Regions from separate parts of the Homo sapiens genome. Here region 2 is linked to region 1. Evidence: chromatin contacts called from ENCODE Hi-C or POLR2A ChIA-PET data. All regions are on one chromosome and are shown on one strand. The core of a region is the stretch at or near the end of the contact, and the rest is flanking DNA. Distances in the headings are between cores, read along the strand shown.

Evidence for each region. A loop is a pair of places that touch in the nucleus more often than their neighbours do. ChIA-PET counts read pairs that join two places held with the same protein, here RNA polymerase II (POLR2A). Pooled maps may share reads with other maps.
Region 2: a pooled map shows a loop between it and region 1 (4-fold over the local background). The contact joins two enhancer-like sites. A Hi-C loop is called at or near these places in 8 of 50 pooled maps. POLR2A ChIA-PET finds 5 or more read pairs at or near these places in 2 of 52 experiments (BJ and H1).

What each region holds. Positions count from the first base shown.
Region 1 is chr18:56,573,570-56,579,872 of GRCh38, forward strand. It overlaps LOC105372135 (a long non-coding RNA gene), which reads left to right. Exons shown (of 2, transcript XR_935514.4): 1 at 1-133; 2 at 808-1,596. Among named protein-coding and RNA genes, the nearest start is that of TXNL1, 62 kb to the right of the region's middle. Within about 2 kb of position 3,507, at least 3 of the 41 ENCODE cell types and tissues checked have a DNase peak (open chromatin) inside an H3K27ac peak, as active enhancers do.
Region 2 is chr18:56,317,902-56,324,204 of GRCh38, forward strand. No RefSeq gene overlaps it. Among named protein-coding and RNA genes, the nearest start is that of LINC03069, 130 kb to the left of the region's middle. Within about 2 kb of position 3,775, at least 3 of the 41 ENCODE cell types and tissues checked have a DNase peak (open chromatin) inside an H3K27ac peak, as active enhancers do.

The DNA of each region.
Region 1 (6,303 bases), core at 2,257-4,756:
GCGTTGACTTAGCCCGCTCAGTGTGCAGAGTGGGTTGAAGAAAAGAATAGACCACATCAGAGGAGTAAAGGGGTGGGGGCAAAAGCCAGAGAAGGTGGGACCTTGGAATCACTGGAATGACTTTGCTTCCACTGTGAGTAGACGGCAGAGCCATTGCAAGTTTGGAGCAGAGGAGTGTTGAATGACTTTAATAGCTGCTCTGTTGGGCATAGATTCAGGGAGGACGGGGCAGGGTAAAACCAGGGAGATAGTAACAAGGCCATTGCAATCATGTAGATGCTAGATGGTGGCGGATTGTAACCTCACCTCACACTGATTCCATGATGAACCATGGTTAACTCAGGGAGGGGCGCTAATGAAGTCAAGGCCAGGGATTCTCGTGAATAACCTTTGGGTAGGTGATCTGGAAGCGAACCTGAGCTTCCAGACCTTTGGAGGGCCTTAGCTGTACTACATTTCAGTACTCCTAAAGCAAGTTTTTCAGAAGATTGCTCAGGCTAAAACACCAAACTTCTTTGCAGTGAGCTGGGCTAGCATCAACTTGAGGCTGAAACCTCGGCTTTCTGTACTGATCAGAAGGTTGAGGTTGATAGCAATACCTGTCTGCAAGTCATTGCAGTAACAAATACTTAACAAATGGGGTTTGTTTTGTAGACCTAATCTTTGAAGACATAAGGCCCACTGTGAGGGGAGCAGTTACTACATTCAGCCCTTGGTAGTAAAATCATAAGAACCATCGATGTAGATGATGGCAATAGATCACATTTCCACTCCCACCCACGCATCTCTGTTCATGATTCCCTGCAGGGCCAGGTGGAGATGTGTGCCTGGGTCGGTATAAACCTCTCTCTGTGTTTCAAGAACACACCTTTGGGAAGGTGACAGTGTGGTGGTGGGACAGCAAACTGCCAGTCTAGAAAGCTACTCCAGGCCTCAGTTTCTCATCTGTGGAATTAAGACATTGGCCTGTAGATCCATGGGATCCATCAGGGATCACCCCAGCTCTAAGCATCTATGATACCGTGGGAATGGAGATGAAGATATTTCATTTAACATCTGGTCAAGAGTCCAAGTAAACAGGTGAGCAACTCTCTTGCATACCTAGAGAGTGTGAGCATGAGTAAATCCTTTCACTCTTGGAATGAGAAGGAAATAGTAAACCCACTTTCTAGGCTAATCATGTGATATTTTACCAAACTCTGAGTTTAGAAAGATGTTATATAATCTGGCTTTTATTGCATGTATTTAGATCGATTTTATCAAGCCATGTTCCCTGATACATATTAGGATTGCACCTCAAAGTCTTGGGTAGCCTTAGGTCATATTTCAGCTGTGGTTCTTTTGTTTAGAGCAAGAAGTATGTGGAAGTATTTTGTTTTGTTTTTATCAATCTTGGTAGCTCACGTGATGTCCTTCAAGAGCCAGCCATACTCTGGGGCTTATCGTCTTGGCAGAAAAAGCAACTGTCCAGAGGTCAAACAAGGGCCTGTTTCCTCCCCTGCGAGCCAGCTGAGACCTTCCATTCCCAGACTGAGTTTCAGTCCTTTAGTTTAGCCTTAAGGCTTTGTTCCCTAATAAAATGCAACACACTGGAAAGACTGCCACTAAGTTACTCTCAGATTTACTTTACAAGGATGAGTTGAGATCAACTTTTGATGAGCAGAGGAGGGCCAAATAGACCATGTGTCCTTGGGAGGGAAGAGCTGTGTCCCTGGGATGGGGAGCATTTTGGAACCAGAGGTTGGAAGCACCAAAGCCGAACAGTTCCTTCTCACCAGTGCTTCCCAGGCAGAGCCTCACAAAACAGCACAATTGTGGCAATTCCCCTGTGAGGCTTCTTTAAGAACCCTATTTTCCCTGGTTTAAGTAAACTCAAATATTTCATTTGTATTTCTGTAAGCACACATTTTCAACTCTTGCTGCCTTCTTGGCTGTTGAATGACTGTCATCACCATGTGTAGAATCATGGATCTAAGAATCCTCAGTGTCACTTAGTCCAACTTTCTTCCCCAAATAGTCTCTTCTAGGATATCTTCCCCATTGATGGCCACTATGTAGGTGCTTGAACCTTTGCAGTAACAAGGACTTCATTGCTTCATAAGGCACTGTGTTACATGATGGACTATTGTATTTTTAGGAAGTTCTTTTTATTGAATCAAACTTTATCTCTCTAAACATCAATTGATCATTTCTAGTCTCCCAGAATTACTTTGGTTAATGGATCTCAAAGTCTAAATTCAAACATTGTCACCTAAGCATTGAGGTCCTCCCCTTTTTTGTTCCTCTCACTAGTCTAGTTTTATGAACAATCCTATGAAACCTCGATGACCACACATCTGACAAGCCCATTACTGTTTCAAAAGGAAAGGAAGGTAGGGATCTACAAGCTAATGTCTCCAAAGCAGATCTTAGCACAATTCTGATTCTGCATCCAGCACATGACATTCTCCCTGGAGATAATCCCAATGCCTGCTTAATAGGTTAGAGTCCCAGCGTTTAATATCTGACCGCATTAAGAGTTTTTAACATCTCACTTAAAATTAATCCATAACAGATATTTTTGACATAAAACTCAAAAGGAAATAGCTTCCTACCCAAATTAACTACAAAATCGGGAAAAACTTTAAAAGTTTCTGTATTAGACTGTACACAAGCCTGCCTACTGTATTTAACTGGACTCTTCATGACATCTAGTGGCGAAATCTGGAAAAGTTTCCAGTACTCTAAACGTGGCAGAAGGTGGGAAAACAATTTTTAATCCTATTTGATATTCACTGTTTGAATATTATGTTTTGTGAAATCGTAAACTGAATTCATCTGTCAATCCATTATAATAGTATACTCATTTTTATTTTAGGCATATCTGTGGCTTTATACCTTTTAAATTTGGGCTGACTTTGAAATCAATCACATCTATTTTTTCACGGATGTCAGAAAGAACCACATTGGTTTAGGGGGAGAAAAACATTCTGGATAAGCATAAATAACAACATTTTTAGCTGGAAACACACCACAAAAATGTTTTGCATAACTGTATTCATCTTCAAATGTAGTTTTAAGACTCAATTCCTGTGAAATCTGAGTCATTTATAGCTAACCTTGAATGTATTGTTATTCACAATTAGAAGTAGATAAATTTCACAGGCAGAGAAGCTGACAAGTCTTTAAGACTTCACACTTAGTTTTGCAGGAAGAGCTGAAGTTAATTAGAAGTGATTATACATACATTGCATGTGTGTGTGTATTTGTGTTGTTGCACACAGACACCACGAAGGCCTTGGGAAGGTTGCATTTTTTATGTTTTAAAAATAAACATAATCTCCTTCCCATGTGTTGCTATAAGCCCAGTAAATCTAGGAAGCTCAGCAGGGTTGAACAAGGTCATTTCTCGTCAGGACTCCAAGGGGGAGCAGGAAGCAACCCTGTGCATCAGATGCTGGCATCCTAATCCCTGCTCAGCAAGAGCTTCCCAGGCATGTGGGACAGGTCGTGCCAGCGCCGACACACTGGCAGACCGAGGCTCTGACGCCAGCCACGCTCCGTATCAGCACTGCGGCTCCCTACCTACCGTGCCCCTGGAAGACGAAAATATATCCTCACTCTCACAGTAAAGGCAGGATTCCAACCGAGTCTGCTCACTTCTTGGTTCTGGTAAACAGGAAAGTAGTCATGAAAAGATACATCTAATCACTATCTCAGAATCAGGGAGGCTTTATTGATTTGGTTTTTTGTCGAATTTAAATATATGTTAAATAAATATATAAAGATATGTAAATTATTTTGTTGAATTTAAGATATATATTTAAAACAAATGGATAATTAATGCATATTTAAATTCAACAAAACCCAAAACAAATGAAGAAAAAAATATAGATATATATCTCCATAGATCTTCTGCTACAGAGAAGAAACAGAACATATACCAAAAGACATTATAAACATGTAGGTAAAAACAACTCCAAAATAATATATAAGAAACAGAGAGTGGTGTTTCCCTGTGAGAAAGATCTGGAGACTAGAAGTGAGGGTAGAGATATGGAGATGAGGAAATCATTTTTCTCTGTATACTTATACTCTTTGAAAACTAGCTGTATTACCTAGTAAGAAATATATTTCAGCCGGGCGCAGTGGCTCATGCCTGTAATCCCAGAACTTTGGGAGGCTGAGACAGGTAGATCACTTGAAGTCAGGAGTTTGAGACCAGCCTGGCCAACATGGCAAAATCCTGTCTTTACTAAAATTACAAAAAAATTAGCCAGCTATGGTGGTGTGCACCTGTCATCCCAGCTATCGGGAGGCTGAAGCAGGAGAATTGCTTGAACCCAGGAGGAGGAGGTTCTGGGTAGCCAAGATTGCACCACTGCACTCCAGCCTGGGTGAGAGTGAGACTCTGTCTCAAAAAAAAAAAAAAAAGGTATTTCAATTTTGAAATACCATAAATAATTTGGCCCAAAATTTGTCCTCACCTTGGTGTGAGGTGATATAGGTCTTTGGATATATGATTTTAAAAATTAATAAGGTGACTTCTGTTTTCTGGTTTAGACTATAAGGTGCTTAAAAGTCACCATTCTGGCCAGGCATGGTGGCTCAAACCTGTAATCCCAGCACTTTGGGAGGCCGAGGCGGGCAGATCACCTGAGGTCAGGAGTTCAAGACCAGACTGACCAACGTGGTGAAACCCATCTGTACTAAAAATACAAAAATTAGCTGGTCATGGTGGCACACACCTGTAATCCCAGCTACTAGGGAGGCTGAGGCAGGAGAATCGTTTGGATCAAGGAGGCAGAGGTTGCAGTGAGCCGAGATCACACCATTGCACTCCGGCCTGGGTGACATCTCAGAAAAAAAAAAAAAAAAAAAAAAAAGTCACCATTCCATCCAAACAACAAGTGAAAAACTAAATATACTGAAAAATCAACAACTCTTCTTAGATCCATCAGCTCCTCACAGAGATCTATCAGTGAGGTCACAGGGGAGGCCACCGCCCCAAAAATTGGAGAGAGAGGCAGATACAGGGAATCACAATGTACCAGAGCAGAAGCCTGCACAGAAACCAGCACCAGGGTAAGAAAATCTAAACTGTGACTGATGAAGTGATGGAGGCTCCATGTGGATAAGCCTGAGAGATAAGAACACAAGGGGACCCAGTAATAGGATGGGACCCCACATTTTTATTTTACTTCCAGGGGTCTCACGATGAAGATAGAGAAAAATCCCCTTGTGCTTCCCGCAGGAGGAGGGGAAAAGCAACCATTTTGAAATTTGCCTAAGTATGCTGTTCGTAACAAAGACTGCTCTCGGTAGAAATTATTTTACCAGAGCTTAACTAGCTGGGGTTTTACTGGAGCTTATCTGACCTGGGGGAGGGGGAATACCCAACTCCAGCCCCCTTTAGCCACCCTGTCCCACCCAAGGAGGGCAAGGGGGTACTAAGAAGAATTTGTGAAGTTCACAGGGCAGAGGCACAGGCTCACTGAGACTGAGACCTACTCATAGGACTATAGAACATCCCCCTCCCCTGCACCTTCCATGATATTACTAAAAGCCTATTTACCACAGTATCTTTTACCTAGTACCTCGTGTCCACCATACAATAAAAAATTACAAAACATACTAAAAGATAAACAACATAACCTGACGTGACTAAAAGAACATCAGAACCAGAGCCAGATTTGGAAGGAAGGTTGGCATTATCAGAGCACGAATTTTGTACAACTGTGATTTATATGCAAAGGGTTTTAATTGAAAAAGTAGACAACATGCAAGAACAGGTGGATAATGTAAGTAGAGAGATAAAAATTCTAAGAATCTAAAGAAATGCTAGAGATAAAAAGCACAGAAATGAAGAATGCCTTTGATGGGCTCGTTAGTAGACTGGCGATGGCTAAGAAAAACATATCTGACCTTGAGTATATAATGTTAGAATCTTCCAAAACTGAAAAGCAAAGAGAAAAAAGACTGAAAACAACAGTGACAACAACAAGAAGAAGAACAAAAAAACAGAACAGAATATTCAAGAACTCTGAGACCACTGTAAAGTGTAACATATGTGTAATGGGAATTCCACAAAGGGAAGAAAGAGGAAAACAAACAGAAGCAGTATCTGAAGCAATAATAACTGAGAGTTCCCCCATATTAATGCCAGACACCAAACCATAGATCCAGGAAGCTCACAGACTTTCTCAGACAGACAAAAACTGAGGGAATTTGTTGCCAGTAGACCTGCCTTGCAAGAAGTGTTGTTAAAAATAAGTTCTCCAGAGAAAAAGAAATTGATATAGGTCTAAATAAAGAGCATTGGAG
Region 2 (6,303 bases), core at 2,525-5,024, 260 kb before region 1:
CCCCAGATAGTAAGTGATAGACCCGGAACAAGAATACTGGCTGCTTTAAACTAAGAACGCTTAAGTTTCTAGTTAGACAAAGTGTCTAACCCCTCACCAGCAGTGTAGGGATTCACTGCAGCTACTCTCTGCCTGTGGTCTTCTACATGTAAATCTGGGTTCCTCACACAGACTCACCTTTCCTTTGGGGATCTGATTAATTCTCAGACATTTTTAAAGCCCAGGAACTAATGGAGAACCAGAAAAATAATTACCATCTGCCCAGTTTACAGTCATGGTTTTGTTTTATTTCAATTCATCTCAGAATCCTGTGATTTTGAGTTGTGTTCAAATTAAATCTATTCTTTAGAATTATGGACCCACATGTAAAGAACCATAGACCTCAACATTAATCCTGTCCAATTACTCCATCTTTGCTTCAGAACATTCAGAGCTCATTGCCAGAAAACTCTTCCAAACACTGGGACAAAATTTTTCTTCCTGCCTCCTTTACCCATAGGTTGTAGTTCTGCCTGCTGGTGCCTTCCTGAACAAATACATTTCCTCTTTCACAAGCCAATCCCTCAGATATTTTAAGACTGCTACCTTGTAACCCAGAATTTTCTCTTCCCCCTGCTAAACATCCTCATTTCCCTTAGCTGTAAAGCCAGGAGCCTGGGTCCAAATCTGCTCAGGAATCTGACCAGTCTTCTCTATAAGTGGGCTCCAGGAATTATGAGAAACTTAATTGAACATGAATCTTCCCAAACTTCCCTCAAACTCATGTGTTTTGTAAATTTCCATTGAACAGCACTTTCTTTTTTGGGCTTATTCCCTATGACCCTTTGGAAAGATATGAACTTAATTGGGTTCCTATAATTCCATTTATTTGGGTCTTTTTTTCCTAGAAAATATTTGCTTCCCAGTAAAAATCAGAATAGGACCAATTTGCTACACCAAGGAGCCCAGTTTTCTTGCTAACATCATTAGCAATGGGGCTGTTTTGATAAAGGCCAATTTTATCTACAATTAACACCCAGCATCTGATTTCAGATGCAAGCTAAATGTTGTCACATCTATTTAAAAATACATGAATGTCCCATTAATATGTGTGAACCTCTTATGAGTAAACTCAAAATTTCCCTGTGGCAAAGGAAGGTGATCAAAAGCCTCAGAGAGCAATTTCAATCAATACCAAGAATGAATAATATTGCCTTAATCTTAAAAGAGTCCCTGTAACCAGAGTCACTGAAGGCACAGCCTCTTGGTGAAGATTTCAAACAATAACTAATCAATCAACAATAATTTTTGAGGACCTACTTTGTGCAATGCAAAATAATAACTTGGCCTGGACACAGAACATCAAGACTGACACAAGCCTACCCTGGATTTTGCCATCTGGTTGTGGAGCTAAGACAACACATCTGCCTTGGCACCAATGAGGCCACACCTACTAAGTACCAACACATGGAGCAGATCATCAGTGCAGAAGCCTTGTAGATGTCCCCATTTACAGCTAACATGTGAGTGCTTGCTATATGCTCACAGGGCTATGGACATTATTTCCTTTACACACTCCAGCAGCTTGACTTGGGAGAGAAGTGAGTCAATGCAAGATGGTGACTCTCCGTCAGATCTTCCTGGAATGGGAGAGGATAAGACCCCAAACCAAACTGTAGGGTGAAAAACTTCCCCTTGTGAGTAGCTCCCAGAGCTAAACAGATGACACTGAGCCCCAAACATCTGAGCAGAGTGGAGAAGGGAAAGGAGGAGAGGAGGCCCAGCAGGGTGCTGTGGGCAGAGGGACTGCGGTGGCATCAGGCTGGAAAGTGCCTGGGGGAGATGACCCCTGAGACTGTTGAAAGTGAGGGCAATGTCCTTGGCAGAATGGGAGGTCAGGGCCCTGCGCTCCCACTCCAAAAGTCATGCCCCCTCCCAATCCCATCCTTCTGAACTCCAGAACCAGAGTGAGAAGTGACCTTGATATTCTTCTACCAGCCCTCCATTTTGAAGCTGAGGACATCATAGTCCAAGAAAATGAAATAATGTGGGCATATCACCTTGATGCTTCTCACTTAGACTGGGATTAAGCGCAGGCTTCTAATTCTCAGTCCGATCCCTTTCCACTGAATCACACTCTCTCCCAAACCAGGTTTCTCTTCAGCATTTCCCATCTTCTCCTCCCCTTTCTCTCAGTTTCTCACATACAGGAGGGCTTGTGGTGCCCTGTCTACACACTGAAATCAATAGCACCTTACACAAAAGCCCGTTAGACTGCCATGACTCAAAACTTACATGGGAAGGGAAATAAGCTTTGTGCATAAGTAGCTATAAATAAAAGCCCAAAACTAGTGAAAGTTTCTAGATCTCCTTTTTATTTAAATGTTCCTCATTTATATGCAACCAATTCACAAAAGCCCACACACCAATCTGTAATGCACCTGGTATTGTGAGAAATTGCCAGTTTGGTAGTGTCATGTTTTTTCCCCCCACAATAAAAACTGCACAAGTTCATGTCCTTAGGGTGCAACAATCTCTTTTCCTTTTTTTTTAAATGACTCCCCAAAACAAGTAGGTTTACAAAATATAACAAATGAAATAGGTTCTAGTCCCAGTCTTCTACCAACACCCATCCAGGTATATTTTAGAGTGAGGATATCTAATAGCTCTCTCTGATGTGGCTTTGTACCACACTCGTACCAAACCACAATCTGTGTTAGCCTGCAAGAGCTGCCATAACAAAGTGCCAAAGACTGAGTGGCTTAAACACAGACATTTATTTTCTCATTGTTCTGGAGGCTGGAAGTCTGAAATTAAGGTGTCAGTAGGGATAGGATCTTCTGAGACCTCTCTCCTTGGCTTGTAGAGGGTTGTCTTCTCCCTGTGTCTTCAACTGGTCTTCTGTTTGTGTGCATCTGCATCCTAATCTTCTCTCCTTATAAGGGCACCAGTTATACTGGATTACAGCCTACCCTGCTGATCTTTTTCTAACTTAATTACCTCTTTAAAGACCCTATCTCCAAATACAGCCATATTCCGAGGTGCTGGGAGTTTGGACTTCAACATATGAATTTGAAAGGAGCACGCTTCAGCCCATAACACTCAGGCCTCTGACTACCCCCAAATTCATGTCCTCACATGCAAAATACATTCAACCCATACCAACAGCCCTGAATATCTTAACCCTTTTCACCATCAACTCAAAGGACTCTACCTAGAGCAGCTTTTAGGGCTGGCATTTGAAGAGGCAGAGAGGAATTAAAATAATGTGCCATTTCTCATCTGGGACTGGAGTTTAGGCCTGGCTTCCAGCACCAGGAGAGAGGCTTTGGCTAACAGGGTTATTTCCGCTGGAGAGATGTGGGACTGTCCTGTGGGGTTCTGCAACTCTGAACACTTTCAGAAAGGAGTCTGTTTCTCCTGAATCACTGCACAAAAGCTTCAAGGGTGAAGTGGTAAAACGTCTATGGAGAATGCATCTCCTATTGCCTCTTGTTCAAAAGGAACTGATCTTCTCTCTTCTAGGAAAGGAATACAGAGAGCTGATTCAGCTTACCAAGGGTAAAAATAGCTAAGTGGACAGCTTGAGCGAAACTTAGCAGTTCACCTGTTTTTCCTGTTATCGACTGCAGAAGAAAGTGTATCAAGGACTGCAAAGTTAGAAGCCACTGTAAAATCAGGGCTCTGTGTAAAAACCCTCTATCTGAAATTGAGAAGAGATGGCAGGCTGAAAATAGACAGCTGTTTCAGATGCTTCTCCTTGAACAGCTGCCAGGGGACCAGCAGTCAACAGGAAGCCTCGATGGCACTAGTTCGGGGAACGCACTGTAGCACGTGGCTGTCAGTGGGATTCCATCAGATCACACCCAAGGGGAAAAGGCTCGGGCTTCCCGTCATCATTTGCCAACTTTCCAAAGTTCAGTGTTATTTTCAGGCTAGGCCAAAGTGTAGTTGTGGGTCAAGTTCATTTTTGGTGGTGCAGGGCTGGGAACCTTTTCCATAAAGATCCACTTACTTAGACATCTATGACTTCTGAACTCTAACATTTGAATTTACAATTGAGTCCTTCAGCCCGGCTGACCATAGGCAAGCAGAACTTCCAGGAGGGTGAAAATAGAGAGATGAAGACAACCTTCATGAGCTGTGCCGCTGCAATGACAGTAAGCAGCGGGGGCTCACTCCTGTAATCCTAGCATTTTGGGAGGCCAAAGCGGAGGCTCGCTTGAGGCCAGGAGTTTGAGGCCAGCCTGGGCAACATAGCGAGACCCCATCTCTGCAAAAATATAAATTTTAAAAAAAGAAATGACAGTCTACAATCAGTTCTACTGAGGTGTGAAATAGCCATGTTAGGGATTTGATAAGGGAGGAGGGCTTTGGGGCTTAAGAAAAAAAATACACACACACACACACACACACACACACAAACACACACACACATTCCTTTTTAAAGAGAGACAAGAGACAACTTGAGACTAACAAACATGCCCCAGTTTGCCCATCCTCAAACATTATTAGATGAGTCTGTCATGTTGACAAATAGCCCCCACTAACAACAGGCCCAGCAGACAGCAAACACAGCAGTGTGTTCGATTCCCACTCCTCTCAAACGCAAATTGTGGAACACAGGAGGCCTGTACAGTGCACACATGTGGTCTAAAAATACCACGCCTGCCTTGTCTTTGTAGGGATTGCTTCCCAGGCGACAGAGGCCCTGAGGCCTAGGACCTACCCAGGGGAGGGGCAGGGGCCTCCGCCTGCACCAGAGCTAATTACTGGAGGACCTGGGCAGGCAGCTGCCGGGCCCTGCTCCCCATTTGTGAGCACGTTGCAAGGCAGTAGTTCTAACTTTAGAACCGCACTCTAAACTTTGATCTCCCATTGCGGCCTGGCTTTAGGCAAAACATAAACTTGAGAGCTGCAACATATTTTTTAAATCTTATTCCCTGGTACTTTAAGAACAAGGACAGGAATTATTTTCAAATGAGAATCTTTGACTGCATAACACAGGCTTCCAAAATTAAGCAGAAACACATGGCAGCTCTTATTATTAAATTTCCCTTGGAAAACAATGCTTTAAATTATGGGGAGGGGGGATAGTTTGATAAAACTTTGAAATGTGAAGCTTAAAGTTTAAAATAAAAAATGACTGTAGTGTTTTGTTTTCTTTAAAGATTATTATGGAGTTTTTCTAGCTTTGCCATTATTAATCAATTTCTACCAATGGTTAAAATTGAATGCTTGGGGTTCGAAATATAAATGACTATTTTTCAAGCTGAAATCAGGTGCTAAGGGGCTTTTTGAAGTACAGAGAGAAATTTGGACTGCCCAATTGAAGCATCTCTCCATAAAACATATTTCTAAGAAAATAATGAAGGTGAAATTTAACTGTATCATAGTCTTTACCTGATTCTGTGTAGAATTCAGCAAGAAACAGAAACCTTCTAAAAAAGCGTGCTTGTGCCACAATTAGGGCCAGCCACTGGCATCTTCTATTATCAAAATAAATCAAAACACAGCTTTCCTCTTCTCCCTAAGCCATTCTCAGAAAGGATTTGGGCAAGAAGATGTTCTTAGAAACTGCACTACCATCTCAGACCTCCCAGGCACTATTTAATTCTCCCTTCCCTTCAAGGACTAAATCAATTACTACCTTCTCAATGAAGCCTTTCTGATCACCTCATTTAAAAGTTTCCCATGTCCCAATCAGCCCACATCCTTACTGTGCGTAGTGCCCATTTGGAACTTATTATTTCCTGTTGGATGTGGTTAGTGATCTTAGGAGTGTGTCTCTTCCCTTCGCAGCTACCTTATAAACTCCATGGTGATAAGAATCAGCGCTTTCTCTTTTTTGCATACCCCGTTGGGCCTAGCTCAGTGCCCTGAACCAGTGGCTGGGTTCCTGCACCGAAGACTGCAGGGGATACAAGCAGTGCTTAGTAATGACAAGAAGTTATCTTCTAGCATCACCCAGGGGATGCCCTGGGGAACAAACACAAAGGAAGAAAAGAAACCCCAAACTACTTCCACTCCCCTTCCCACTCATGGCCTCTAACAGTGCCTGGCTGTGCTAATGGAGGTGAGGCAGCCTGCTGGGCTCACAGCAAAGTGGTAAATTCTACTATCAAGGCTCAGCTTGATGCAGAAATGAAAGGAGAGGAGGAAGAAATTGTCCCCACTCTGATTTTGCAAATGACTTTATTTTTTGACTTCTGTCAGTTTTCATAACTCTGCTCCACCTTCATGCCCTGGCCTGATTTTAAGCTTCTCTGATTAAAGGGATGATTTCTGTGCAGTGCATTACTGGCTGCAATAATATCCATCCCC